Regions from separate parts of the Homo sapiens genome. Here region 2 is linked to region 1. The links are chromatin loops, found by intact Hi-C in ENCODE. Cell type or tissue: heart right ventricle. All regions are shown on one strand. Each heading gives the region's core, and the rest is flanking DNA. Links, peaks and the distances in the headings are about the cores only. Region 1 overlaps EFEMP1 (EGF containing fibulin extracellular matrix protein 1). Region 2 overlaps MIR217HG (MIR217 host gene).

What was found. A loop is a pair of places that touch in the nucleus more often than their neighbours do. Peaks named below come from ENCODE experiments on the same cell type or tissue, not always from the same donor. Only the 100,000 strongest peaks of a DNase experiment are listed, where the experiment ranks them.
Region 2: a loop joins it to region 1, with 8 times the contacts of the local background. A loop is called at or near these places in 3 of 110 quality-filtered maps.

What each region holds. Positions count from the first base shown.
Region 1 is chr2:55,901,666-55,914,528 of GRCh38, forward strand. The region is part of intron 5 of EFEMP1 (EGF containing fibulin extracellular matrix protein 1); the gene reads right to left. Among named protein-coding and RNA genes, the nearest start is that of EFEMP1, 16 kb to the right of the region's middle. In heart right ventricle, for the core only: no CTCF peak of the experiment used is centred there; no DNase peak of the experiment used is centred there.
Region 2 is chr2:55,959,044-55,971,906 of GRCh38, forward strand. MIR217HG (MIR217 host gene) reads right to left here. Exons shown (of 3, transcript NR_126406.1): 3 at 4,363-4,839. All of the region lies in intron 3 of LOC105374690 (a long non-coding RNA gene), which reads left to right. Among named protein-coding and RNA genes, the nearest start is that of MIR217, 18 kb to the right of the region's middle. In heart right ventricle, for the core only: no CTCF peak of the experiment used is centred there; a DNase peak (open chromatin) is centred at 7,605; H3K27ac peaks cover 1,855 bases.

The sequences.
Region 1 (12,863 bases), core at 2,476-10,475:
ACTCAGGGAGAATTTTAATTCTAGATTGTGGTAGGCAGCTTCTGACATGGCTCTCAATGATGCCAACATCTTGGCATTCACACCAGGGGCTTGTTTCCAACGAACAGTATATGGCAAAATTGATGGGTTGCCACTTCTATGATTAGGTTACTAAAGACTCTTAACTTTGGTCTTATTAGCATCCTCTCTCTTGCTGGAACCTTCTCTTGCCCCCTCACTTGCTAAGAAAGCTGCCATGTTGTGAGATGCTCTATGGAGAAGTGTATGTGGCAAGGAATTGAAGGTGGAAGAATTTATGAGAAACAGAGGCAGGAAGTCAATCCTGCCAGCAACCACTAGTATTTGAGCTAGGGAGTGGATCTTTTCCAGTCGAGCTTTGAATGAGCTGCAGCCTTGTCAGAGACCCAAAGTCAGAGGACCCAGCTAAGCCACAACTTGATTCCTGACCCAGAGAAAAGGTGAGGTAATAAATGTTTGTTGTTTTAAGTCACTAAGCATTGGAGTAATTTGTTATGCAGTAACAGATTAACTAGCACATAGACTTCCTTATGGTTCATATGTGATGGAAAATAATACGTAAACTCAGGCAAGACTCATGGCTTTGGTTGTAAGCATGGTTTGAGTTGGAGGCTGAAAGAAATTCCAAAAGGTGAAATGAACTAATTCAGACTTTAAACAGATAGTTCTTTGCCGAAAGGCACTCGTCTCCAGTGAAGATGGGAAACCTTAATTCAAGAATCAAGAACATAACAAAGGGCTGGTCACATTTAGTGCTGGCACCTTTACATTTTACATGGGGTTATATTAATATATGCAAAAAGTTTATTTCCTGCGCACCAAAATAAAAATAACTCCTTTCCAAGCTAGGATTGAAATGAAGTCTGGGGCTGTGGCATGAACCACAATACCGTAATTACCCATGTCAGTGCCTGGGGAAAAGACTGCAGTGATCTAGCTTTTAAAGCTTCAGTGATTTGGTGCAGACTTTTAGCAAACAACTAGTAGTAGGTGTGAACTGTTTTGTCAATAAAGATTCAGGTGATTAGAACCAGCTGGTTTTTTGCTTCTGAGTCATTAATTCTATTATAATCACAGAATGCACCTGCATTCTTCCCAAGGTGGATTTTGACTTGCCTCGGTATGTTTTCCTGATAAAAATGCCATCCAAAAGGCAAAAATGAACTATCAATGGAAACAGCTTAAATGCCAGGCATATATCAATCAAGAACCATATCATCACCATACATCCACAAGGCTTACAGCCTAGACAAAGTGCACTCATTTTCTCTCTGTCTCTTTCTCTTTCCTGTTCTTTGTAAATAATTTCAAGTAAGAGCTGAAAGGACAACTCTTAATTTTAATAGCTGAGAAAACTATCCAGCAAGATAAACTGATTTAATAAAGTCAGCAAGTCATTTAGGGGAAGACCCAAATGGGAACTTTTGTCTCTTGCTTAGTTTCATGGGGTTTCCACCACCCTTTGCTGCCAAAGACTACTTTCTGGAATCCTCTTGAGCATTCAAGCATAAAAACATTCCACTACAGGAGAAAATTCTATTAATTAGTAAGAGAGGGAAATATCTGTGATTTATAGCTATAGCTGTTACAATGTAATTTGTATTGGAGAAACAGTATCTAACCAAAGGAGAAAAATGTATTTTTGAAAAGTAACCACATGCAAATTTGACTCTATCCAGATTATACCCCATTTGCTGCTGCAGAAAGTAGAAGATGAAGAATCCATTAGACATATCAGTTTCTTGGTAGGAAGGATACTGTCAGCTACTGGAAGACAGGTTCTGCATACATCAACAAAACCAGGGAGCTTGTTAGAAATGTATAATGTCATGCCTTAACCCAGACCTACCCAGAATCAGAATTTTCATTTTAACAGGATCCCCAGGGAACTGATATGTTCATTAATATTTGAGAAGCACTAATCTATAATGCATAACACACAGGAGATTCTAAAAAACATATTAAACAATTGAATCCCAAATCTAAAGACTTCTTTAGCCAATTTTATAAAAACAGCAAAACCAATTTATTAGGTGTCACCTTTTCTATTTTCCTTCATCAGTCTTTTGAGGGACATATGCATTTATACAAATATATATGCATGTATACATATATATGTATACATACATATATGAGTGGACAGTTGGTAATTACAATATCTTATGAGATACTTTAGGAGAATCTACTTTTGATTGGTATAGTCTTGTGATTGCTCATTGTCCTCAACTCCCTTGTCTTGCTCTCTTTCTCCCTCCCAGTTACATTCCACAACTTTTTTTCTGCCTGTCATTTCTCTTACAGGGGGTCCTGTCTTTCAGGGTAAGAAGCAGCGCCTGGAAGATAAAGGTATGGCTCAGTTGTTTGCTCCGTTTTTGCTTTTTCTCCACAAATGTATGTTTGAATATAGTCCTGGCCCCTACCCTAGCAGGTACTCCCTGAATTTTTGCTTTTTCCTTAGAAGACTGATTTTCATACTTGAGTGCTGTGTGGTGGTGGTAGGTGGTGCTAGAGGGTGAGTGTCACTGAAACTTGAGATTTGCAGAAGATCCAGGAAGTACCATCAATAGCTTGAGTTTTTCATGATAATAGCATGCAGTATATATTTTTTAAATTGACCAATAGGCAAGCAACACCAAGTCATGAATTTTCAGCAATTGCTGTTACCCAGTTGTGATCTTTGTGGTTAAGAGTTTGTGATGGTTAATTTTATGTGTCAACTTGACTGGGCTAAGGGATGCCTAGATAGCTGTTAAAATATTATTTCTGAGTGTGTCTGTGATGGTGTTTCCAGAATAGACAGCATTTGAATTGACTGAGTAAAGCAGATGGCCCTCACCAAAGCAGGTGGATGTAATCTAGTCCATTGAAAGCCCAAATAGAACAAAGAGTCAGAGGAAGGATTAATTTTCTTTTTCTCTTCTTGAGAGGGGACATCCATCTTCTCCTGCCCTTAAGAAAGGAGCATTGGAGCTACTCCTGGTTCTCAGATTTTTTGGACTCTGGGACTTACACTAGCAGTTCCCATCTCCCACACCCTTTTTAGCCCTTTAGACTTAGACCAAATTACACCACTGGCTTTCCTTGTTTTCCAGCTTGTAGACAGCAGATGATGAGACTTCTTGGCTTCCATAATCACATGAGAAATTCTCACAGTAAATCTCTCTCCCTCTTTTTCTCTGCATGTATCCTATTGGGTCTGTTTTCCTGGAGAACCTTGACTAAATACAGAGGTTCACCTAACTGTGACAGAGAAATTATTTCTTCTCTTCTAAGGGATAGTGGCTTTTTTTTTTTTCTTTTTCTTTTTTTTTTTTTTTTGCTGAGCAACAGCTTTGGCATAACAATAATATATTACCTATTAGAATAATTACAAAACTTAGGATCTCCAACTGCAAAGGCTTGGTATGAATTTGAACCTGCACTGATTCTTCTTTTCCTATCTTCTCAGCCTATCAAGATTTACACTGAAAAATAAACAGGTCTGTTGCTTGCAGTTAGTTTTATCCACTTCTCAGGACTTTTACTCAATTTTTTGAAGCTATGGAGAAAATGAAAAATACCATTCACATTTTTAAATAATTAGTGTAATCTTCTTTATTAAGGTCTTCCTGATTTTCTCTTGTCACTATAAACTTTTCCTTTAATCTGAAACCAGAAACTATGTATTTTACTAAGAAAATTTCATAGTAAGTTCATAATACTTTTGGTAATGTGTAAAGTCTGCCTGTTCCTGACTTTGATACTGTAAACAGATTTTCCAATAATTCTTTTTTGTGTGTGTGTGACAGAGTTTCGCTCTTGTTGCCCAGGCTGGAGTACAATGGTGCAATCTCGGCTCACTGCAACCTCCACCTCCCGGCTTCAAGCGATTCTCCTGTCTCAGCCTCCTGAGTAGCTGGGGACTACAGCCGCATGCCACCACCCCTGGCTAATTTTTGTATTTTTAGTAGAGACAGGGTTTCATCGTGTTGGTCAGGCTGGTCTGGAACTCCCGACCTCAGGTGATCTGTCTGCCTCAGCCTCCCAAAGTGCTGGGATTACAGGTGTGAGCCACCGCGCCCAGCCTGATTTTCCAATAATTCTTTAAAGCTCTATTAGAATCCTAATACTGTTTGTAGCCAAGTTTTTACAATGAAATTAGATAGTATAAGCTCTTTTTCTAACAGACTGACATTCTAATAGTCCATTTGGTGTATTAACCTTCTGTGATAGGTTGGTTTACTGGAAACTAATGCTCTGGCATGCTTACACAATCCATTTTTCTGCTTAAACTGAAAAATCAATGAAAATATTTTTCAGTTTACTTAGAGTTGAGCTCTAATTTACAATAGTTTTGCTATTTAACATTTTTTTGAATGAGCTGTTCACTAATCTTTCCTGTTCTACAGAACTATTATTATCTGCTTAAATTGCACGACAATTAAATTTCCTTCTTCCATTTAGTTTCTTTTTACCATTAGCTTACCCCCCACCCTGACCCACGACAATCACTGAAGGAGGGAGGTCATATGATTGAAGTTCAGAACAAAGCCCTGCATCTTTTTTTTTTTTTTTTTTTTTAGACGGAGTCTCGTTCTGTCACCCAGACTAGAGTGCAGTGTGTGATCTTGGCTCACTGCAACCTCTGCTTCCCAGGTTCAAACAATTCTCCTGCCTCAGCCTCCCAAGTAGCTGGGATTACAGGCATGTGCCATCACGCCCAGCTAATTTTTGTATTTTTAGTAGGGACGGGGTTTCACCATGTTGGCCAGGCTAGTCTCGAACTCCTGACCTCAAGTGATCTGCCTGCCTCGGCCTCCCAAAGTGCTGGGATTACAAGCTTGAGTCACCATGCCCAGCCAAAACCCTTCATCTTTACCAGCTTGTATGGGAGGACTTTTTTTTCTGGCTCCCTCCCTGGATTAAGATTCTTCTGATATTCCAGGACATGAACTGTTTTAACAAAAGGTGCCCACAGCTTTTACTGCAAAGTTTAATTCATAATGAATGACTGGAATTTTCTGCCTTGCTTGTTGAGTGGAGTTCTATTTCAGACTACTTCCTGACTATATAATTTACCAAAGTCTGAAGAATGAAAAAGCTTGGAGATTCAGTTCAGTCCCAGATAAGTCATTTTTGAATCCACCTTAAACGATAGTTCATCAAAAATGTCAATTTTGCCAAAAATTAAGTTGTTCAATATAAAATAGTGGGTCAGGATGAAATCCAGGCAAATCTCTGAGAAAGATTAGTAATGAAATGATCATCTTGCTGCAGAAGTATATGATGACAAAGCCTCAGAGGTTATACCTCAGCACCTTCACTTCTTTTTTGTCAACACTTTCTATTTAATCCATCTAACACAATTCTTTGTTCAGCAAAAAGTGTAGTTAACTGTCCAGGGTGTCCTGTTCTCTTGTGATAGGTAAACACATGTATTCAGAAAGCAGTTTCCAGTGTTAATGTTACAGGAATAATGAGAGGAAACCTCTCTCTGCATTCAGTCATTTCAGAAGCATCATCAACTATGATCAGTTTCATTTTGGTACATGGTACCTTCCTACTGAAAATAATGTGTGCACATGTTTGTACATATGCATGTGTATAGGCATGTACTTGAATAGGTATCTGTATGTGTGCACATGTGTGGGCATAAATAGTTAGAATAAACTAGGCAAGAAAAGGGGTATTTAGCCTACGTAGGCAGGTTTCTAAAGTGTCTTTTAGTTATTTCTCTTGGGATATACTTTTCTTTTTTAGAAGTGGAATCTTTTGATATCACACATTTACAAATTGTAAAAATACGATTCTGAGGATTAAACAGCAAACTCTGAAAAACAGACTTACACTGCCCTTTGTCATTCTGGTATATTAGAAAATATTGGGATATATAAGTTTTCAGAAAATAGTAAAAATGTTAATTTAATGGCATGCTGGTGTGAATGTATGTACAAGAGGAGGGCTTTGCTGCAAAATATTTCACAAGGGAAATCTAACATCATCATTGAATAAAAATTCTTCCCTAACCCGGGTTGTGACAGACTTGGTCTGCAAGGTGGGCAGTGAGTTGGACCCCATGAGTTGTTTCCCACTTTGGATTGTGTTCTGTGGCTTCACTCAAGGGAGTAGGATTGGATTCCTTGCAACACACAAGGCTGTTTAGAGTGAAAACTTATTTCACCACCTTCCCCACAACGATTTAACTACATGCAGTTCCAGCTCCTGTCATGATTCTCATTTTAACTAGGCACACATAAAAGCACATGCAGTTTTTATGGCTGTCTTGGATTCCCTTCCCTACGTCACTCTTATTTCACCTACAGTTCAAGTCTCAGCTAGTTAACAGTTCTCAATGGGCTCTCAGTAAGCTCTGTTCTTTCTTCCTGGGTTCCTGAGAGCTATGACTTTTTCTTCTCACTTATCTAGCTCCCCCGAGCTTCTCTACTTTGGGACAAGATCAGAAAACTCTTCTTTTAAATCACCTGTACACAACTAAGTGACTTTCTTGGATTCTAAAAACAAATTTGAGAAGGATAATTTCTAGCCAGGGAAATGTCCAAGGTAAGATGGACTGCTCAGAGTCCTTCTCCCTTGATCTTATTTTACAGAAGTTCATCAAAAGCCTTGAGTTTCTTCGCAGTATCAGAGAGCTCACATCAATGTTTTCTACCCTTACAGAAAGACAATTACAGCATGATCTCACTTAAATGTACAATCTGAAAAAGTCAAACTCATAGAAGTAGAGGGAAAAATGTGGTTACCAGAGGCTGAGGGTGAGAATGGGGGGAGATGGGGAGACGTTAATCAAAGGGTACAAAGTTTCAGTTAAACAGGAAGATTTTGAAATCTGTTGCATAGCATAGTGACTATAGTTAATAATAATATGGTGTATATTTCAAAACTGCTAAGCAAGTAGATTTTAAATATTCACACTGCAAAAAAACAAGTGAAGTAATGGTTATGTTAATTAGCTTGATTTAATCATCCCATAGTGTATACATATATCAAAACATCACATTGCACCCCATAAATATGTATATTTTTCAATTAAAAATAAAATTATAAAAACAAAAATATTTTTCAGGCTTATGATTATCTGACCTCAAGTATCATAAATATTAACACTTTCCCAACCAAAGTGTATTTTCATTATTCACCATGAGATTTCTGAAAAAGGATGTATTTGATACAGAAATGCATTCCCTGGTTAAATGGCTTATTGGAAAATAAAAAAGAATTCTAGTGTTCCCAATTACTAGTCTTCCTCTAGGAATAACACCAACCTGTTTAGTCACTAATATTTATGGAAAACCTAGTAATCCAGGATATAAAGAATAGGTTTTATGAATCCTTCTTTCAAGTAGCATAAGCTTAAAACGGGGACAAGGTATCTGAGACCTCCATGTTAAAAGGGACAGGACAGTCTCTTTTAATAATTACTGATGGACCACACTAATATTGTATAACATTTATAGTTGGGAAATATACCTTATATACACATGGTACTTGGTAGCTTATTTTCAAGGATGGTTTAAGTCTGAGTTCTCCTATGATTAAAATCTATTCATTTATACAAACAACATATACTAATTGCCTATTCAATAATAAGTAAAACAGAATGCAGTTCTGGAATATGTTTAGACAGAGCTAAATGAATTCATTAGCATTTTGGTGGAGTTACGGAGGATGGAACCAGTCATAGATGTTTGCTCTGCAAAGTGGTTCATCAATTGTTCTTTCTGATTTGGTTTTCTTCCCCACCTTATCTTGCTAGCATTCCAATCAGAAACACACTGTTTCTGGGGACCTCTCCTGGGAAATCATTCTAGGACAGATGGAATGTGGACATGATACAATGCTTCTCACTTGTTCTGTGCAGTTACAGTATGATTATTTCCTCTGATATTTGGATGCTAATTTCCTTGTCAGATTTCCCAATGTCCCCTCATCATTCTCTCCCAAATGCCCCATTCCAGCGAGGAAACAGACTTTTGTCCTTAACCACATTTCTGAGAACACGTTTTCTTTTTCTGTCCAAATATGTATTTTAGTTAATTGTGGTGCTACCTGTGTCACATACTAGTTTTACATCTACTTTTGGCAATTCATTATGTACTTCCAGTGATGTCTCATGTTACTTTATTGAACTGTTGTTTGTTTCTTTTATTATTTGATAACTCATGGGACAATTATTACAAATTCCCTAAAGACTATGAGCATTCCTTCCTTCTACCTTGACTCTATTAAGCTACAGCAGAAAGTGGTTCTCAAATTTGACTGAATTCACTGAACTCTAATGGAATGGTTTTATGTTCCATTTGATCAATTTCACTTGCAATACTGCCTAGTTACCCTGGATGGGATAGATGTACAATCATTTGAAAGGTAGTTGAACTTTTAGAATTTGACTTAGTGCAAATCTCAAGCTTTTTAGTCTATTTAGTACACATTTATATACATTGATTAGCTGTTTCTTCTTTTAATCTGTAGTTATGCTAACAGCTCAGCATTCAGCCTTCCTTTCATGTCATTTATTCACTTCATTTTTATTAAATGTTTACAAATCATTTCAGTTTAAACTACAAACCTGCAATTCTTTTTAAATTTTTGCAATGACAGCATTTTCTTTTGCCAATATTTGAAATGCAGTTTTCTTGATCAGTTTTATTTTGAGTGTGCGATTTGCAATTACCTCCTGGAAAAAGCAACATGCTAATGAATTTCAGATGCGGTGTGAATTACTTATTTGTACATTCATGTAAAATCAAACACATTGGGAAAATTTTTGTTTACTCTTTGGTTTCAAAGAATAAAATTGTGCCAGCAATTCAACACGTGCAAAGGCAATCCTTACAAAAGGGGCAACTTGTTGATTTCAGGGAATATAGCTTGAGACTTCCTGCTGGATAAATAAATAATGAGCCAGTACCAGTGCACTTTCCTGAAGTTACCCGGGCTTGCAATTCTACTCTAATCTCCTTCTTGCTTCAATGGGGAGGAGGAAATTCATTCCACAGATTAAGTGTTAACTAGTCTTAAAAAGAATCTCCTCGTCTTTGATGGGAAGTAAATTTCTTATAAAGTTTAAATTGAAAGAAGATGCTTATGTGAATATTCTTCAAATATCTGATATTTACAGAGTCTAAATGGAAAGAGATGGTTAGCTGTGCATCTGATATTGAAAGGATCTCATATCACTTTGGTGACTGAAGGATACTTTACAGTCAAAGTCAGAGTCAATCTCCTTCTCTTTTGTGGTTCTACACAAACCGAACCGCTACAGCATTGCCTCATCTCACAAGTTTGTGCCATGAACTTAAGGAGGAGCCCTATAGAAGATATAGGTATCACTTAGCATCAGTCATTGCCATAGCCAGAATAAAAATTAGAGTCTCACCTACTGACAATTTAAGAATAGTTATATGATTGCATATTTGTAGGTTTCATAGAGATGTGTATCCTGTTTTCTTGTTAATATGTCCTTTTTTCCTTTAGATTGCATACATCATGTCCTTGGTTCAGGGATACAGTCTTAATCAGGACTCATGGCCACCCATGTTTAGGAATCGGAGTATTGGTGATGACAGTAAGAAGAGTGAGAAAAGTAAAATAGAAATACTAACTTACCCTAGAGGCAGAATGTATATTTTTGATGTTTTCTTTTCACTGCTTCCCATATCCCATGTGAAGTATTCTGACCCTGCCCTCTGATTTATATAGCAGAAGTTAAGATTAAGTTAAGGCATTGGTTCTCAGACTTGAGTAGGCGTCCATATTATGGGATTGTTAAAACAATATATAGTTATATGTTATATAACTATATGTAGTTATATTGTTATAACAATATATTTAATTGTCTTATTATAACAATATATGTTATATAATATATTGTTAAAACAGTATAATCCCAGAACCAGATTGCTGGTGCTGGCCCCAGAGTTTCTGATTCAGTCAGTCTGGGGTGGGACCTGGGAAATTTGCATTTCTAATAAGTTACCTGATGATGCTTGATGCATCTGGTCTAGGGACTACACTTTGAGACCCACTGAATTAGGGAGGTGTGTAGCACAGTCCTGCTGCAGGAGAGTGATCATACTGACCTCTTCTATCCTTCCACCTCTAACGGTTGTCATTCAATTTTTATGAAGCAATTTTAAGAACACTTTCTGACTGTGTATGAATCAGATACCTATAAATACTGCTCACAAATGTGTATTGAAAATGACATAAATTGACTAGAAATTTAATGGCTGCAGCATATTGAAAAGTAAATTATGAAACAATGCTAGATTTTTTTTAGGAGTAAATCAATTACTTCCATACACTGCATCGGCTTATTTGAAAAATAATTTTCTCCCCTGTAAACTCAACTCTTATCCATTTATATAACTTAAGAGAATTTTCAGGTACTTGAGATAATTAACAACTAAAAACAATGAAGAACTGTAAGGAGGCTAAATGCCCATTTTTCTTACTGCTTAAAGTACTTTTTTTTAAGGTTAACATCATAATTTACTCAATTATAGTCTTCCTTTTGCAAAATATCTATTTTCTGAGATCACAGGTCTTCACTGGGCTGTATAATTATATGGAAGAAAAATTAGGCATTTCCTCACAAAACTAACCCATGCAGCCAGCGACCCTAATGACATTAATGAGAATCAACAAAAGGGCAGTGTTTGAAAGCTGTTTGGTAATGACAATGCCAGGTATCTAAGCCACTTGGTTACACTATGATTTTCTAATTCTCTTCTGGATATAAGATCACTTAAGTTTAAAATGAAAGAAGTCAAAGAAAGATATCCCTAGCATCTGAGAAGCTGTATATGTTACTTCAAGTTCCTCTTTGCAAAGGTAGATGTACAGATAATAACTTCTTCCTTTTTCAAAAGAGTAGTTTAGTTACCCTTATGTTTATAAAGAAATATGTAGAATATAAATGGATGATGCCTAAGACTATAGAGGTTTTTAAATTTGAACCCTATGTACACTGTAATTTGTTCCTTTAGACTTTACAGGAGGCAAATATGTATTTTTTAGTGTTCTAATCACTCCTGTATCACATGTAATAATGACAAAATAAAATGATTGAAAATATAGCTGAAAGTTGGAAAAAATAAAAATTTTAGCAAACTGAAAAATTTATAGGTGAAACATAGTATTTAATTTGGCTGTGTGGTGAAATTTTTTCTAGGTGGGAATGTGAAAAGATTGCTAACTTTCCCATGGTATGACACATATGACACATAACTAAGTGTGCAGGTTCTAATGTCCAGGCATCCTACACATAAAACATCTAAAACAATGTAGAAACTTGCTCATTGGCACACTGGCAAATGGGATCCCGACAACTGCAAAGAAAGACTCTGTCCAACTACTTAAAAATCAATGCAGTTTGTCTTTTGAAAGTACAAAACAAATTGTAAAAATAGTCTCACTGGACAAGCAATGCCTCAACCTGAAAAAATGGCTCTAACGTTAGGACTTCTTCACTCTTGTCTGTGAGGTGCAGGCGATTTGGCTGTGTGGGTATGCTAGGGGCTCAACCATCCTATTTGCCTGGGACAAAGGCATTTCCAGGAACATGGAGCTTTTGGTTTTGAAACTGGACAGTCCTGGTAGACAGAGATGGTGGAAACCCTAGGGTATGTTTTTTTCATATTTCTCAATGATACTTTATACAACATAAGCCAGGTACTGTACTCGATTTGGTTTTACAATCAACTTTATTGGACATTCGTACTGAGTTCATTTCTCGATGGCACAGTTTCTTTACCAAGTTAGTAGTCATGCCTGTAAGTCCTGACAGGGTTTATTAGTGGCTTAATTACCAGGTATGCAAAATGCCATGTGTTTTAATTTTTTTAAAGTTCAATTAAACAAACAAGTTTCTTCAATTAGGGCAATCAATGCTTTCTCTTTCTTGTCAGTTCCCAAATGACTTTTTTTTTTTAATACAGGAATGGAAGTCTTAGAAAGTTATATATGATTTTAAAAAATCCTTTCTCAACTTCATCTAGTGATTTCTAACTCCATCTCCTTTAGAAAGATTATATAGAGACTATTGCCAGGTACAGTGGCTCAGGCCTGTAACACCAGCACTTTGGGAGGCTGAGGTGGGCACATCATCTGAGGTCAGGAGCTCGAGACCAGCCTGGCCAACATGGTGAAACCCCATCTCTACTAAAAATACAAAAATTAGCAGGGTGTGGTGGTGCACGCCTGTAGTCACAGCTACTCGGGAGGCTGAGGCACAAGAATTGCTTAAACCCAGAAGGTGGAAGTTGCAGTGAGCCAAGATAGCACCTCTGCACTCCAGCCTGGGTGACAGCGTGAGACTCTGTCTCAAAAAAAAAGGAGAAAGAGACTATGCAATAAAGGTGTAGAAAACTAAAGTGAGCCATCAACAGATTATAATATATTCCCCATTCATTCAACTTCTTTTTGGTGTAGATGAGTATCTGTTGTCTTTGAGGCAGATGATATCTAATGGAAACAATTAATTTCGAAAACTCTATCTATACATGGCCCCAGGTATGTAACACTGAAATGATCTTCATTTTATAGATGCCAAGAATAATGTCAGTCATGGGAAACTCCCAGCGTTACTGGCTCCCACAGCATGATCCTCATTTAGCAAAAAATTACCTGAAAAAAACCTGCTCACTGTGACCTGATCTTTGAATGTTATGTTGTATTTCAAACTCCTTGTTTTTGTACAAAACTGAAAACACCCCCAAAAATACATGAAGGGGAATAAACATATCATGTTTTCATTAAACAGTTAAATGGACAGCTATTTAAAGGATATATTTATAAAATAGTGTACATTTAAAATATCTAGTGGTATTATTTAAATTATTTAG
Region 2 (12,863 bases), core at 3,360-11,359, 58 kb after region 1:
CACGAGCTGGAACAGGAACCAAGTGAGGCAGGCCCTGAGGATATAGACCTGTTTTAGACCCTGAGAGAGAACAGTTGGCAAATAGAAGGTGGTATCCACTGGGTATGACAAGCAAGCATGGATCAGAAAAGCAGCTGGCTTTACAGAGTCTAATGGAATAAGTGAGAAGTCCTAAAGGTGGATGAATGTGGCAGTAGGAATCGAGGAAGATATCTTGTACTTCTGATGCTCTCAGGTGTAGGCTACTGATGGTCAGCCAGCATCAGGGAAGGCTGCCAGGAGTGAAGAGGTAGGGGATTAAAGGACGTACTGACAAGGACCTGGCAGAGCTCTAAACCAAGAGGGACACTGGTGTAAAGTCTTTTTGTCATTAATTTAGCAAATATTTATACCTACTGTGAAAATGCTTTCAAGAGGAGGCGAATTCTTGATCTGATTATCAGAAGGAGAAGAAAGAAGATGCCCAGTTACCAGCATTGAGGCATATGATCAGGGCTGGACTAACTAAGTACGGTGACATGATGTGAATTCCTCGTTACGGCGATAGAGCTCCCTTAGTGTCTTTTGTTTCCACTTAGGATTCATCCTAGAGGCAGGATGGGGCAGAGCTTCTGGGGTCAAATAAACCCAACAGCGGCAAGAAGAAGGCCTAGGGGTTAGAGTACCAAGAAGGGCCTGACAAACCATCACTTGACTGATAGAACTGGATCCAGCCTAGAATTGTTCATTAAACCATTAAATTGTTGACTGGCCACACCAAATGGTGGCATTACATAGCACAGTACAGGCAACATTGATTTTAATAACATCTTCTACTTGAAAAATAGTCCATACTTACCAAAATACTTTCACATTTCACTGGATTCCAAAGTTCTTTGATATAAACAGGGTGTTATATCCATTATTTTTTAGAGGACATCAAAGCACTAACAATTTAGATGGATGGTTTAACTCCTAGTTAGCTAGTGGCAGAGGCAGAACTAGAACCATGGGCTCCTTATTGATAGGTCACTACTCTTTCCTTTATCCCACTGCTTTGCTTGTGTGATGCTGTGACAACTTTTGGAGGCCACTTTTGCTGAGAATTCAGTCCAGGTCTGATTGACTTCTGGGAAACAGGACCTGCTGAGTCTAAGCATTCAAGAGTATACACTCAGCCATAATCATGAGCCCACGTATTGTTTCAGATACTTGCTTTAGGAAATATGCTTCAGTTCTGATAGTGGGCTATTATCTCTTTTTAGGAGGTCTCCTTAAATGTACTGAAGTAAATTAGCAATGCTAGAGATTTTAAAATATCAGTTTCTAGTAAAAATGCTTCAATTTTTGTGAATTTACCATGTTGCTGCATTATTGAGCTCCTCTGATGTGTCAGGCACTATTGTAAGATTTGAAGACATGGCAATAAACAAAATAGAAAAAATTCTGTCTTCGTCATAGGGCTTTTATTCTAGTTGGGGAGGGGTTATTTGTGAAGGAGACTAACAAAAACCAAGTAAAATATAAAGTATGTCAAATGTTGATAAGAGAAAAAATACAACAGGGAATGAGGACAGGATATGTGGGGATTGGGGGGACAGGGGTTGCAATTTTAAATAAGATGGTTAAGGGAAAGGCTTCACGGTAAATGTGAAGGAAATACATCGCTATGTACATCTTCAAAATCTACAAACATCAATAGTAAATTTCCAAACTACTTATATATAATTACTAGTGAAAAAACAAAAAAAATTAATGGGTATATACACACAGCCACACCTACACACAGATGCATGCACATATATACATATAAAATCTAGCACTTACTTTTCAAATTAACTCCCCACTCTTTATGCACCTAACAGATGAACTAAGTTTGAATTTATGTTTTTGTGCAACTATAAGAATATGGAATGTAGCTATTACTAATCTCTGCTTTTTTATTTGCAGACCTCCCACCGTTTAGCTCAGTGATAAAATTCCACAATAAATTTTGACTTGAAAGATTTTAGGATATCATGAAAATGGGAATGACGAATGAAGGCTGAGATGAGGCAAATATTTGGCAAATCCCGTGAAGCACTTAGAGCAAGCTTTATTAAGTGTGGTGGAATCAGATAATCATTACTGTTTTTATTTTTATCTGGGGTCAAACTTAATTAAAATAAAACATTTTCTGTGGGTTTTCTAATTAGCCTAACAATTTATTGGTCTCCAAAGATCTTTGTAGATGGTAACTTTGGCACAGAGTTCTAAAGCAGAGGACTCTGTAGATCTGGAAAGAAGTTGGAAAATAATTTCTTTAAAAACAAAACAAAAACCGTCCCAGGAAACACCATGAGAGAATGTTTTGTGACATATTGGGAATTCAGTTGAAAGGTATTATTAGGGAGTCTATGGCAAGCTGAGTCCCCAAATGCCCAGTTGATCGTAGTTCAGAACCCCAAAGACCTAGCAGGAAATGTTGTAGCTGCCCTCTTGTGGTCAAATGGAAAGTTTTGCCTCTTTGTCTTAATACTCATAAGAAACAATGATACATTTTTTCCCTGGAGTTATTCATTTAATAATCTAAGAGTAATGAAACATTTAACATTTTCAGATGGGCTCAAAAAAAAACACCTTCCCCCCAAAGCAAGATTCAGCAGATCAGTCAATACATATGTTTTAGTGGAACAAAACTCCTGGCTATTGGTAAATTATAATAAAATTGTGGTCCCTTCCACCACACCCCAAGTAAAGTCATCTGAGGCTTTTAAAGGAAATACCTAAGTCTACAAATACTTTCTGGTGGAGTTGGTGGGGGCTAACTGCAGAGGAATATGGAGGAAATAATATCGGGAAGTGCTTTGGTGCTTGTCAGCTGGGTGATCAAGGCTCAGTCACTTCACCCAAGAGCTTAGACTTTAGTTTTCTCACATGTAAAATGGGACTGTTCAAAGGCAACTTCTAATACCACTTTTAGCTCTGAAACGCTATAAATATGTGACCAGATGGACAAAACAAACGGCTTTTTGGTCTCTGGGATTTCTTTCCTTTCTGTCCGTGTGGCTTTATGATTAGTGAACCAAAAAGTTGTGAGGGGAATTGCGTGATGAAGCCTTTGAAAATTGCAGGGCTACAGGGAGATTAGTAGAACTGCCCCCAATGGTCTTGTGAGAATTTTTCAGTTTATTCATACAAGTATTGAATTTATTAAGTATCAACTATGTACTATGCATTATTCTTGGTGCTAGTACTACAAAATAAGTATAGAGGAGAATCCTTGTCTTTAAAGTGTTTGTAGTTTGAAAAAATTAAAATTCAATCATTTCTACGTAGCCTTACACAGTTTGCTTATATGTTCATATGGTTCTGGAAATATTAAGGGGAACTTACCTTAACTTTGTCTCCAAAGAGCTTTCAGGTGGGATCATCTTGAAGCTTAGCAAAACTCCCAGTGAACTTTGGCAAGAGCTGGGTCTGGACTCAAAACTCTGAGTTCAGGAGAAGTGTGCCCTTTGGTGAAGCTTCCAATGAAAGAGGTGTCTGACTATGCCCTGGTCATTCTGAAAACTGCTCTTCCATGGGCCATTTTTTAACATAAAAGGAAATCCTACTAAGTCCTATATCTTTTTGGAAAATGCCTTTTCTGTGTTCTGCTTTTACATTCATAACATACTATGAAATAGCTAATTTAACAAGATTGTGTTTTAAATGATTTATGAATTTATTCAAAATTTTTACTTTATCAGGCTAAGATTGTTTTCTTGGATTTGTTTATTCCTCAAGTCCTTGTGCATGTTCTGATGTCTAAAGTAGAGAAATAATCTTAAATTTGGCAACACTAATTGTTTTGGATGTGAGAAAACTTAAGCTATACATTATTAAAATGAAAGTTGATTTATGTTATTAGTTATACATATATACACATGTGTGCTATGATTAGGTTACAGGAGCTTGACAAAATTGATTATTCTAGATTACAAGAAGTTCTGGGAGGACCTCTTGATGACACAGATTTTTTTTCCCTGTTGCCTTGGTATTTTCGGAATATCTTACACATCATCTACTATATGTGGCTTTGTTGTAAGTTAGAGTTTGGTTAGATAGAACATTTGAACTCGATTCAACTTGGCAATGTGAAGAGCCTGGAGTCCAGTGATTCGTCTTAGGGAGGTGTTTGGGGAATAACAAAATATTTCAGAATCATTAAGGGTATTCCAACAGGGAATTTGGGAGTGGTTGAGATGCTTTGTGTGCTTCTAAGAAGGCAGGATGGGAGAGATTAGAAGAGGAAAATGGTTTTAAAATTTCACTCACAGATTTGTAAATATAGTCAGCATTGCTGCAGGTCCATAACACAATAAAATGATTACAAATTGGTAAAAAGATGATGGCTCTTTCTGGTCTCAGTTTAATGAAACTGAGATGTTAAAACAAAAAACAATTTACATGTTACAAAGGTAAGGTTATTAATGTGTGATATTAGAGCTCTTCCCTGGCCAAAACTCTGAAGACTTTTAGATGAAGCCTTTTAAATAAGTTTGTGATACCATTTTGATACAAATGGCGACACCACAGATCACTTCTTTATACAGATTTTCATGTAGAGATGCTCTGAGGAAGGTGCTGTGAAGTTTTGGAAAGAATAAAGACCTGGGTTCAGAATATGCTGGGTCAGTAATTTGCTGGCTGTGTGGTTGTAGGTAAGTTCTTTAGCCCCAGAATCCACACTTAATAAATTGAAGTGATTCTTCTTCTCTCATAGGCTTGTTCAGAAAAGGCTCCATGTTTTCTTCTTGCCACATCTTTCAGGTTTCTAGGAGAGTTTTGCTACATACCTGTTTTCCAAGATCATGTCAATCATTAAGGCCTAAAGAGCTAAAAAAAAAAAAGAGAGAGAAAAAAATATTGTTTGGGTTAAGTAGTACATGAAAATTTAAACTCCCTCTTTTAGCTATGCCAAAGAGGAACACATTTAACATTGAAGGCAAAAGAGTCTTTGCTCCATGGACTGTAAGGAAACTTGCATTTTCAGGTTTTTATTTAGGTGTGGAGATATGGAAAAGAGCAGGAGTTTACAATTTCTGCACATAGGGCTCAAAGGCTTATCCAGGCATTTTCTGCGTGGTTGTGTTTGAACCTGGTTGTTGATTGCTTTTCACGCAGACCTCTTTCCTACGTTCATTTTTTTCCTTCATTTAATTCAAACATTTTAACCATTGGGTGCACGTTATTGAACACGATTCTTGTGTCTTTACGGTTTAGCATCATTACCTAATTCTGGACGACAAGCTCAAATGTATGTGCAGGTCAAAAGTGAAGCCGGCCCTGTAATACGACTGTGAGTACTGGAGACTGGTGAACTGGGGACCTCAGTCCAGACAGCAGCCACCAGTCAAAGGCTTGTTGCCACATCAGTATGTGAGCTGCCTAGTGCCAGATCTTCCAACTTTTTTGAGAGCAGTCAGAAATATAGACTTGATTTTTAAAACACTGTGCAAATCAAACAGAGCTCATTGTCTGAGGACTGCTTGTTTTGTGTACTTGAGTTCCAGATACAGTTAGCACCTCTCTCACTATCTGTTTCCTAATAATGTGATAGTTAAGAGCTAGATAAACTGGGATCAAATCATAGCCGCATCACATACATTCTAACTGTGTGACTTCAGAAAGTTACCTGCTATCTCATTTATGAAGTAGAGATGATAATAGCTCTTATCTTATTGGGTTTTAGGGAAGACTTATATGAGCTGAAATACAGATGTGCTTAGAATAGTGCCTGGGATGTAGTAGGTGCTACTGAAGTGTTTAATATTGTTAGAGTCTCTTTTATATCATCTCACTAAGAGGCCACACTCCTCTTCTTGTGAGGTCTGGGAAGAGAGAAGGAAGAAGAAGGGAAACTACCCTTTATTGAGTATCTCCTGTTTGCCAGGAATTATGCCATGTGCTTTGTATAACATTTCCTCATTTAATCCTCATGTAGAGTCTTGAGTTAGATGTCATTTGCATTTTATAGTAGAGAGAACTGAGGCTCAATGAGATTCAGTGACTTGTCCAAGGCAGAAAAGGGATTTAGACTTAAGTAGATCTGATTCCAAACAGATCATTTTACTAGAAAGCTTACCACTCTTGATCCAGGGAGAGCTGTGAATTTGATGTTTGCTAGGAAATTGCCTTCTAAATGAATCCACTTGGTGTTATGAGAAAAACTTAGGACTGTAATGTTTCCTCCCCACCACCCACCCCCCAAACTGGGAAGGTATCAGGAGACCAAAATGTTTTGGACAAGTCCAGCTTGGTGAGTAGATGGGTTTATTAAGACTTACTTACAGAGCACTCCTGGGCAGCAGCAGGACAGCTCTAGAGATTCATCCCACTTCCCATCTCTCATTTAAGCTAATTATTTGGCTCTTTGCCTACTGTGCCTGTGTGATGGGACTGTTTTCCTTGGTATGTTTGTGTTCTCAGAGACACCTGCTCCTCGGCTGGGCACGACAGCCTTAGCTCACCACCTGGCCTTTAAGGTTCAGGCAGTGGACATATACCCTTAAGTAACCTGGTAGGGGACCCATCACACTACACTTGGAGCCAGATTAACTAGGGAGAGCTTTGCTCCTCATTAACCTACTGTCCCTGCTGGGCAAGCATCAGCTCCCTGAGGGGAGGGATAGGGTCCTTTTCTATCTGAAGCTCCCAACATATTCAGTGAACTCAAATGCTACAAAGATATGAAAGAGGGACTCAAAGTAGGCTCTCACAGTTTTGGAGAGTCTGGACATAGCATGCAATGATAGGTCTGGCCAGGCCAAGTATTAGCCTTTAATTCCTGCACTAAAAGCCCCTCAAATATTACAACACTTGTGCCTCCCTTTATAACAGTGTTCTTTATGGTATCAATTAATACAATCAGAGTAGATGGGAGGTGTGAAGGTGTGTGTGAAGGGAAGGAGGAAGGGAGCCAGAAAAGAAAGAAAGTGGGAAGCGTGTCTGTAGAGATAAGGAGAGCAGGGCTGTGAAAGGCAAAAGTCATTGGACAAACTTCCTGTCAGCTCCACAAAGTAATTTCAGCTTAGATGAACTTCCCAAATCAGGACAGAATCAAGAAGCACACGCAACAGTTTCCTTGGAAAGCCCTTTTCACCTCATTGGGCTCTGCTGAAAACAGCTTTTGTTTTTGGTAGGTGGAATAAAAGAGTATGAGAAGCTTACTCAGAATATCTATCTGCTGTTATAAATCACACAAAGTTTTTCCCAGTTAGGGCTTAAGTCACATCCATCTACAACTCTGAAGCAGAAAAACATGTGAGTCTTTCTGCTGGCCGGTGAAATGTTTTCAAAGGATTTTAATTCTTCTCCCATCTGAGAAGTTTGAACACACAACTTTCTAGTTTTTGCTTCATTGACTCAAATGTGTTGGGAGTCAGTGGAATTACCAGTCATGAACTAAATGATTAATAGGTCTGTTTTTAAGAATCAAGTGGAAAACAAATAGAGAAACGAGAACTACAGTTCCCACTCTGTCACTTTATCACTTTGCTCTCTGTCTCCCAGGAGACTGAGGGACAGTCAAGGCCACTGAGTCACCACCTTGCTGTTCCCTTTCAGTCTCTCCAGATGGAGTGCCAAGGCTGCAAAGGCTGCGCCGCCCCATCCCGGGGGTCAGGCAGGCTCACAGATGGACCTTTGGAAGTAATCCAGATGCAGAGCAACACTGAGCCCATCCATCCAGAGCCAAGTGTCAGTGTCTGAATCAATGTTCAGCAAGAGCTCTTTAATAAGCTTAATATCTAGAGTCCTGTACTTCCTGGCTGAAGGAGCTCTGGCAAGTTACTTACCCTCCCTGATTCTCATTTTCCTCATCTGTGAAATGGGAATAATCCCAAAAGCTACCTCACATGTGTGTGATGATTAAATGAGTTTTACCACGTGTAAAAAGGCTTTGTGCACATGTTCATTAATACTGTAAATATTAGTATAATGTTTTAGAGGTTTATTGATCACAAGAGCAGGTGACTATATTTGCACTGGAAATAACCCTTTTCAAAGTGCTTTTATTTTGCGAATGATTTTAAAAGGCACTTGGTGTGAGATCAGATACCTTCATTTACCACTCCAAAAATTAGAAATAGAAATCTCCATTTTATTATAAGCAGATTTTTATTCCTTTGTGTAAATTATCAAGATTGTATAAAGGGATATAATATGGTCTTGTTCCTTGGAGGGAGAAAATGGTGTAATTATACAGCGAAAACATGTAGATAAAGCAATGATCAATTAGATGGATTAAACATGATTAAAAACAGTCAAAGAGGGATAAAATTATTTTTTTTCTTTTTAAAAGAGGTAACTTTGTTCCATACTTACTGTTTCCGTATACTGGATTGTTTCTCATTTACACTAAATGGAACACAAAATTGTCCGGCCCAAATAAAAGTTTCACAAAGCTTGGTTTCTAGTTTGAACCAAAGGTGTTTCTTGGTTAGTATTAAGCAGCGTTATGAATTCTCAGGGATTATCCTTGGACATTTCCCTGTATCACATTTTTATAGGTAGGAGAACTGATCGGAATTACAGCAGCAAAGCAGAATTCAGAACTGGGCTCTGCAATCACAGATCTTCCCTTTGTAAAGCTGGGATGGAAGAAGTATAGTATAGCAGAAAGCCACAGGCTTTAGAACCAAACAGACCTGTATATGAATTCTGGATATACCACTTATTATCGAGTTTTGAAAGTACTAGTTATTTTAATAAATTTATAGAACAAACGAGTGGTTCTCAAAATTTATCATGGATCAGATTTACCTAGAAGGTATGTTAACACACAGATTGTGGACACCACCATAGAGTTCCTGATTAGGTAGGTCTGCTGTTTGGTCCCAAAATGTGCATTTCTAATTAGCTCCCAGGTAATGATGGGGGCCTCACTTTGATAAGCACTAGGATAAATTTTATGCAGTATGTTACGCTTAGATGGTAGGTTGTGAATAGCTGGTTAAGTATTTGGGGCTAGAGTTTCCATATCTACAACTCGGAAGAATAATGGGAAAAACTTGATTTCCCATAGAGAATAGAGATGTTGTATAGATACACCTGACACTTAGTGGGCAGTCAATAAATAGTAGATATTTTTCTCTTAGAGTCTGATACTCTTGGGTTCAAGTTCAAACTCTGCTGATTGCCAACAGAGTGAGCTGTTGTGAACTCCTTGTTCTCTTGAAACATCATTTATTTGTAAAGTGGATGCTATTAACTTAACTGTTCCTCCCTGACTCTCCCTGACAATTCATGAGTGGAAGCCCTAAAGCCTACTGTATTGGTATTTTGAAATGAGGCCTTTAGGAGATAATTGGGGTTAAATGAAGTCATGAGGATGGGGACCTCATGATGGGATTAGTGCCCTTATCAGAAGAAACACCTGAGAGCTCTGTCACTCTCCCTTTCGCCCTATCTCTCTCCGTACCACCCCCACCCCTCCACCATGTGAGGACACAGCGAGGAGGTGGTCGTTTGCAAGCCGGGAAGAGAACCCTTACCAGGAACCAAATCAGCTGGCACCTTGATCTCATACTTTCTGGCTTCCAAAACCATGAGAAATAAATTTCTGTTGTTTAAGCCACTCAGTCTATGGTATTTTTTTATGGCAATTCTAGCTGACTAATACAGTGGAGATAATTCTACCCTGTAAATTATGGATATAATGAGATGCTGTGCATACAGCACTCAGAACAGAACTGGCTACTTGTAGTGATGGTAGCTAATGAGTGTTAGTGTTGTTATTTAATAAGAACAATCGCCACTCTGTCGTTTCTTCCAATTTCTTTGCAGGATTTCTCCTCATGTAAACTTTGCTAAGTACTTTCCAAATATGATGGTCAACTATTGTGGGGCATGTGGATGAGATAAGAAGCGAGGGCTAATTTAAATCATTGCCTTTCAACTTTGTTGCTACAAATTAATTTCTGTCTCAGCATCTCATCTCAGGACCTCCCCATATTTATATAAGAACAAAATGGTATCAAACATTTTTATGTGTTCAGCCTATTCAATAGAGTAAGCCATCTTGTGTGGCTCATTTTTGTGACATTCCATTTTTCAGAGCACATTGGTCAGTTGTCTCCTGGGTGGTATCTTGCACATGTGTTTCCCATTAAAGTAGCAACTAAAGAGTGGCAACTGTGAATCTTTTCTGGCTGGTGTTCATGTTCCTTTTTCTTCTGTAATTAGCTTGGGGTGGACGTTTTTGGAGGAAGGGAGGGGGAGGCTTATTTATGAATTGAAAATTGGACTTGATACATGTGACACTGGGTTATATTGCTATGATGAAATTTTCTCCTAGTTCTCTCTGACTAAAATCTCTTCATGTATAAGTAGCTTCCTCAAGGCCTTATGCTTCTACGATGTTAAGCACCTAATTTTGTTTTAAAAATCACATTAAAATATGAAAGACTTAATTGAAGCTTTAAAAGTAAAAAGAAAGAAATGAAGTCAAATGCCTCTGATTATTTTAAGAACAATATTTTATCATGGTGAATAACTATCGGAATCCCCTCAACACAAGTAAACAAGCTGTCGGGGGTCATTTAATAGTTTTTATATTTTTACTTATCAAAAAGACATTATGTATAGCCACTCTGTAAAAAGTCTGGCAATTTCTTATAGACATACGTGTAGCATGTGACCCAGCAATCCCACTTCTAGGTATTTACCCAAGAGAATGAAAAGTTATGTTCACAACATAACTCATACATAAATGTTTACAGCAGCTCTATTTGTAATTGTTAAAAACTGAAAATAACTACGTGTCCTCCAAAGGGTGAATGGATAAACAAACTGTGGTATATCCATATAACAGAGTATCACCTAGCAATAAAAAGGAACAGATTATTGAGACATGGAGCAACTTAGATGAATCTCAAAGGCATTTTGCTGAGTGAAAAGTTACATGACAAAAGTTATGTGACATTCTTGACAAGACAAAACTATAGTGACAGAGGACAGACCAGTGGTTTGCTAGTGCTTAAAGTAGGAGAGGGACTGTAAAGTAGTAATAATGTTAGGCAATTTTGGGGGTGCTAGAATTATTACCCTGACTGCAGTGTTGGTTCCATGAATCTATACATGTAGTAAGATTCACAAAACTATACACCAAAATAAGTCAATTTTACTGTGTTAATTTAAAAAATAATTTATGACTTCAGGGTGAATAGAGAAAGACATTATGTCTCTTTCAGTAATTTGATGACATCCCAGTATGGTAGGCAGTGAGGTTTTAAATGTGTGTTGAGTTGAATCTATTATGGAATTTCTGTGCAGGTTGGAAATGTCAGGAAGACATTTATTTTTGCTTGCTGTGCATAATGAAGGAATGAAGGAAGGATGGGTTCAATTTTACCTATGGTTTCACATATAACAACCAGAAATCATAGGATAATATAATGAGTTAACAATACTCATAAATTTCTTTTTGAAATCTCTAAACCTCATCACTTATTAACTTTCTGATCTCCACTGCATTTCAGAAATGAATTGCATCTGAATTCTGAGTCTGAGATGCCCGAGATGGGAAGTGGTTGGGTCAAAAGTGGGAGTTCACCTTCCTTTATACAGCACATCAGCTCTTCATATCCTACCATCTGAAACTAATTTGTTGTACGTAATTTATTCCATAAAGTTGCTGGAATAAACAATGCATGCAAAGCTCCTTAGATATGTATTCAGCAGGGACTTACTTGGCTGTCTGTGATTTTCAGCTCTCTCAGTGCTTTCAGATGTACCATCCAGCACTTAGGATGTCATGTGGGTTCTCAGAGGGCCTATTATTTATAAACTAGGGTACTTGTGTGGGAGGTTTGCTATCTGTAATTGACATGACATGGGCCATGGTCCCCATTCCCAAGTTGTTCCTCCATCCAGTTCAGTGAGGCAGTAATGGGGAACAGACATGCCCATCCTGTGCCTCTGGTCCAGATGAACACAACAGTATTGGGATTCTTCGGTCAAACGTGTGAGAAATTACATTGTGGTTTGTCATTTGCCTCCCAGGAAATGAAATGCACCTCAGATGGTGCATTTTCCACTGTGGAAATTAGTTGCTGGGTGTAGCCCAGCTTTACTTCTGCGATGTGGATGCAAACACATTTTATAAAGTTCCTCAAATGCTTCCACCTCTCATCCTTAATGCTGTGAGCTTTGCTGAGTGATGGCATGATATAGAGAATAAGACACAGTTGTCCTCACAGCCCTCACAAATTTCTTTACAGTCCTTCCAACGCAGCACCCCGAAACTACACATTCCAAATTTCATTTTGCCTCTTTCAAAGAGGGGCTACACTAGAGTCAGTATGGGCCGCTTCTAGTGTTCTTTCTCTCAAAAATCCAAATTTTCATTTTGTGCCTATAATTAAGTCAAAGCAGCATGCTTAAATATTTCCCTTCTGAATCCTATTCCATCATTGTCACTTTAAGATAGAAAATACAGATAATTACAGAATATTTTAGAATAGTTGTCAGTTCTACACCTATCCTCTTGAGTTTCTCCTTGTAGCAAAAGAATTGTCCCCTCTGCAGGAATCATACTTGAAGGGCTCATACTTGAACTTTGGTACATGGTTTTCTCTTGCCTTATATTCTTGGAGGCCAGAAGTCCTTATGTTATTGAGAAATATTTTGTGAGCTTCTTCTATGTACCAGGAACTGTTCTAAGTACTGAAGAAATAAGACAAAGTCACAGGCTTTGTGGAGTGGGGGAAGAAAGGGGATAGACAAGGAAATAAAAAGATAATTTCAGAGCCTGTGAAATACTGGGAAGGAAATAAAATATGCAGCAAGATAATGATTGTAGGGATGGAGACAGTGCATTGTTTTAGATGACAGGTGGTCATGGAAGGCTACTTTGAAGA